2 separate regions of the Mus musculus genome follow, and region 1 is linked to region 2. Evidence: chromatin loops called from intact Hi-C (ENCODE). Cell type or tissue: left cerebral cortex. All regions are shown on one strand.

Region 1 (2,500 bases), 410 kb before region 2:
GACTCCACATGTGTGGTCTGACCCATGCGCTGCTTGGTCCCAAGGCTGGCTCCCAACTAGGTGAGAAGTTAGGTGAGACTACTCTAGCATTGCAGGCCACGCAGCATCTCTGCCAGATTATTTCAATGCAAGCCCCCAACAGGGACTGTCCATGTTCCTCTGTAGGAGGAGCATCCTGAGGATTAGGCTGGAATCCCTCCTTCGTGCCTTCAGCCCTTCCCTCCATCCCTCTTTCCCTCCCTCCTTCCACCATCACCTCCTCACAGCCTATGTGTCTGCCCAACCACATGACTCCACTGCCTGCAGCCTCGCTGTCCTATCCTGGAGCAACATGCACCCTGTCTGAATGCTCACTTTAGACAGTCCCTTCAGTGCCTTCTCTGGCACTCAGTTCGATACTTTCCTGCTATCCCTCTCCCTCCACTAGAATGTGTCAGGCAGCCAGTTGGAGGCAGTGGTGTGGTCCATTCTAGCTGTTGCTGCATTCCTGGCTCTGTCGTTAGTGACCACTGTGAGCGGAGGTGGGGATGTGGCTTTATGTGATGGGTTTCTTGGACGAGCTGCTTTAGTAAGGGGCTTCATGGCCAGTGTTTTTATGCACCTCAGCTCACACCAGGACCCCAAGAGAGTAAGCACTCAAGGTGGTGACATTATCAGAGTAAGACAGAGATGTCCTGTTGCCTAGCCCAGGTCACAGCTGGTGAGGCTGGGAGCCAGCACAGGCTGCCCACCTTCAGGATAGAACCATCCCAGCTATGATGTTGTCAGAGCATCCTGGTTAGTCCAGTCTCAGAAGAGGATTACTCCAGAGGCTGAATGCTAATAGCTATTCCACAAAGCCCAGCTCCCAGTGAGTCCTGATCCACATACGTCCTCCCGCCTCAGGGTGTGTATCCTGATGTATGAGAGCTAAGATGAACACACCCTAAGCTGCTGCCGGTGTGCTGCCACACATGATGACGACAGCTGGAGCCAGCTGTTGTGAGTGCCAGGCTCCCCATACCAAGCTCTCACCTGATGGAGATCCCCAACATTTGTCACCTGACCTAGGTGTAGGCTCTGAGAATACTAGCTGCTCTGTTGCCATGGCTACATGATAGGCTGGAGGACTGAGTGAGAAAATACAAGAAGGGAAAGACCTCGGAGGCCTCAGGGAGAGCATTCACCACCCTTCCCTGTGCTTGGCATGCACAGACAGCCCTCCACGGGAAAGGCTGGTCCTGCCTGTGCTAACTACACATAAACACATAAATAAACACATAAGTAAGCAGAAACTGGCTATTCTGTGGACTGGAGCAGTTGCCAACCTCCCAATTAGAAGAGGAGTTCTATGACAAAGAAAAATGTAATAGAAATTTCTTGTTTTTCTGAAAGTGAAGAGAATACATTGCATGTACACACACACACACACACACACACACACACACACACACACACACAGAGAGAGAGAGAGAAATAGATCTTATTATGTCTTAAGTGAAGTAGTTCCTTGGTGCCAGAGAAACAAGGTTCTGTGAGCTTCTAATGAGTTCTAGCTTTAGAAACAATCAAAAGGAATAATTGCACAACTTAAACACTAACTAAGTTGGGTTTTTTCCCCCAGTGTCCCTTGCTTCTACTCTCTGTTGCTCATGTTGGGGGTGGAAGCTGTACTGTCTGCACTTTCCAGCACACTGTCTAGGGCTGCTCTGTCCTAGGTGCCTGGGATCTGCATAGACTCCTGGGGCTTGTCGACTCCCTCTCTTCAGCCCTGACCTTATCTTTCACCAAAGGGCAGTAGGTCAACTTCTGCCTGGAATTGGCTTCTCGCCTAGCTCTTGCAGAGAGGTAGAATCAAGTCTAGACGTCCGGCACATGTCCCAGTGTGCCTGGAAGTCGGATCCTACCCGAGACTGAGGTCTTCCCAGTTAGCCAGTGATGGGAGAGACGCTGGTCTATGGCAGCTGCCTACCCTAGAGCTCTGTTAGGGTTTGATGTCCACCATCAGTGACAGGCCTAGTACAACATCCCAGCCCTGATGTTCCTGCCTAATTATGTTGACTGCTTCCTGCTCTGCATCCTTTCACAAATGATGGCTGTCAAAGAAGGGCACAAAGATGCAGATGGTACCACTCCCTCCACAGCAACTGCAGAGAACATGCGGCTGCCGGCCACACTGGCCCATCTTTTGGTGCCCAGTATTACCAAGGAAGTCTTCAGAGAAAGGGTGGCCTCCCAGTCTCCAGCTTTTAGACCACGAAACTGTCTAGCTTGTATGGAGCAAACACTTTTCTCTGCACAGCACTGGAAGGGCCTTTGATCACAAGAGAGGAAGGGGTCCTGGTCTGTGGTGCACATGAGTTGATGGAAAGGAAGAGCTTATGGTCTGTGGGAAGGAAAGTTGCCTGCAGTGAGCCACTTCCTCTCCCAATATCTGGTCAGGGGTTGCTTTTATTCAAGTTGTGGTTTCTCTACCCAAAAATGGGTGCCGCTCACAAGACAGTGAGACCCACAGACAGAT
Region 2 (2,500 bases):
AGACTGCTTTGTATACACAAAGCCATGATGGCTGAGCCAGGAAGAAGGTGGCAGGGTAGAGCCTTGAGGACTGGATGTAGATGAAGCTAGAAAGAAAAGAGCTGAACAGAGGCCAGATTACCGAAAGCTCTGCTATGAGTAGGGGAGGCAGCAACTCCAGAAGAGCCGTGCCTTAAAATCTAGGCCAAGAGAAGCAAACTCCAAGACTCAGACCCTGAAGCTCATCTTGCTTGGAGTGATCACATGTTTCTACTATATATTGTGTTGGGTAGCCCAGCAGACCTGAGTTCTAGCATTACACCCAGCCAGGCACTTACTTGCAACCCTGCAGGCAGGAGGAGATTCGTCCTCAACCAATCTCTTCAATGTACCCAGAGACCAGTGCCCCACAACCTGCTTTCCCCCCCCCATTTCTTACACCCAGACCCAGCACAGACCTCTATAGACCATGAATCAGGCAGTTGGATGCCAAGGACATGGGCACATCTTGGAACAGGACCAGAGCTACCAGCAGTCCAGTGTCCACTGAGAATCTTCACCCCTGTACTGCCCCTGGGGTGCAGCTTACTCTTACAGAAGCCAAGTAGGAAATCATACTGTCTCTGACTTCAAAAACACTTTGAAAACTGAAAATTACTGCCAAGCTATTAATACAGTTTATCTGTAGGCGCCCCGTGTTGTAGATAAAGCGCTTTGACCTTCCCGGTACCCGGAAAAGATACCGTGGTAAGCCGTTTCCCTGCCAAAACCACAGTTCCCCAGCACTTAATCGTATTCCCAAGGTCAAATATGAGGGGAGGCAAGGCTGGCCTAGGCCACTCTGGACCTGCTGGGGCTCCTGGGGCCCCATCCACCCACTGACACCTGCAGGTCCTCCTAGGAATGATCCTACCCAGCGCCCCTGGCTGAGCCCGCACCTTCCTGGCTTCTTTTTCACAGCCTGGGTAATTGGCATAAGAAGCACAAATACTTTGTTCAAATGCTGGGAAGTGGAAAATTTTCTAATCTGTCAGGCAAAAATCTCCCTTTCTCCTTCTGCTTTTTCTCCCGACAGGAAAAGACTGCATTTGGAGCCCTTCAGATGCAGATGTGTGAAGACTTTGGAAGCGACAACTGGGGGACTATGCGGCTTCTATTGATTGGAAAAACACACAGCCCGGGCCCTTTGCATATCACAAGTAGCATTTTTTTTTTCTGGGTTTGAGCAGGTTTGGAAAGTCAGCCGCGGGGCCTCAGCGCCCCCTGTGAGCCGGAGACAGTATTGCAAAGGAGCAGGGACAGGCAGAGGCTGAGGTGGCTGGCTGGAAGAGGCAGCACCCTGAAGGATAGGTGAAAGGCAGGTGCACTCACTTGGTTTTCATCCATTGGAACGCTTGGGAGAATCAACTCACCTTCTCTGTTGTCAGCAGCTTATGGCCACTCAAACCCTTCTGACCAGGACACATGCCCAACCTCCCAGAACCAATTAGGAAAAACTGTAAACTTGGGGTACAGTCTTGAGCCTCACGAACAAGCTGTGTGATTTGAAGGCCGGGAGACTTCTCGATACACCACCACACCACTCCCACTCCACCTCATGGTAGGTACTAGAACATAAGGGCCAATCCGAGGATGGCCTCACAGACCATCCGAATGCCTTTGCCTGTACCAGCCTCCTTGCATGTGATGGATGGACAGAGCCCCTCCCTGTTGCCTCTGAGTCCCATCAGTGACAGAAAAGGTCACACAACACCAAAGACAAAAGGATGCCCCTTGTGTGAACAGGTATGGCCCCTGCCATCTCCTGGGACCAGGATCCTTTGATGTGAGCTCCTATGTTTGTGGCTCTGCCTGCTTGCATCTGTGGACAAGCAGGAACAGAATCCAGATGTGCCAATCTCCAGGCTGAAAAAAGGGGGGCTCTCTGCAATGGTTCATCCCTGGGGAGATGCAGGAGAGTTCAGGAGCAAAGCAGGTGTCAAAGAGGGTCTGGTCCTTGCTGTCTGAACGTAGGCCCCATCCAGCCCCATCAACTCCTGAACTACTCACTCTCTCCCACCCCATATGTAGAGCTACCAAAGGCCAAGGACACAGAGTTAGGATCTAGACTTGAAGTGATTCCTCTTGACATATCATGTGGACCTGGGCCTACCAGCTGTTCCTTTGGAGAACTAGGTCTCTGGCACTATACCGTGAGACTAACATCAAGGGTGCGTGTGCTGGTAATCGGAGTAGGCATCATGTATCAGCTCTGAAAGATCGGGTATCTGTGTACCTCTCTCTATGCCCTGAGGCATCTCTGGCTCTCTCATGGGGAACTAGGCTGAGAGAGACCACAGCATGCAGGGGTGACACGAGATAGCTAGAGTGCCATTCTCTATGGCTCCATAGCCAGGTATAGCACATTGCCACAGCAGTCTGCCTCCCTTTCTTCCAAGGGGTATTCACAATATTCCCAATTCTTTATCTCCTTCTAAATGGCTTCCCACAGACCAGACAACCAAGGGCATCTCTAGGCTTC

What was found. Hi-C counts contacts between places; a loop is a spot of excess contacts. Peaks named below come from ENCODE experiments on the same cell type or tissue, not always from the same donor. Only the 100,000 strongest peaks of a DNase experiment are listed, where the experiment ranks them.
Region 1: it touches region 2 in a loop (2.7-fold over the local background); 10 of 42 quality-filtered maps call a loop at or near these places.

Annotation. Positions count from the first base shown.
Region 1 is chr15:74,403,617-74,406,116 of GRCm38, reverse strand. No RefSeq gene overlaps it. Among named protein-coding and RNA genes, the nearest start is that of Gm19859, 4.4 kb to the right of the region's middle. In left cerebral cortex, no CTCF peak of the experiment used is centred here; a DNase peak (open chromatin) is centred at 1,063.
Region 2 is chr15:73,996,123-73,998,622 of GRCm38, reverse strand. It overlaps Gm32405 (a long non-coding RNA gene), which reads left to right. Exons shown (of 3, transcript XR_384173.3): 2 at 1,055-2,500. Among named protein-coding and RNA genes, the nearest start is that of Gm32405, 2.6 kb to the left of the region's middle. In left cerebral cortex, CTCF peaks have their summits at 1,055 and 1,254; a DNase peak (open chromatin) is centred at 1,218; H3K27ac peaks cover 672 bases.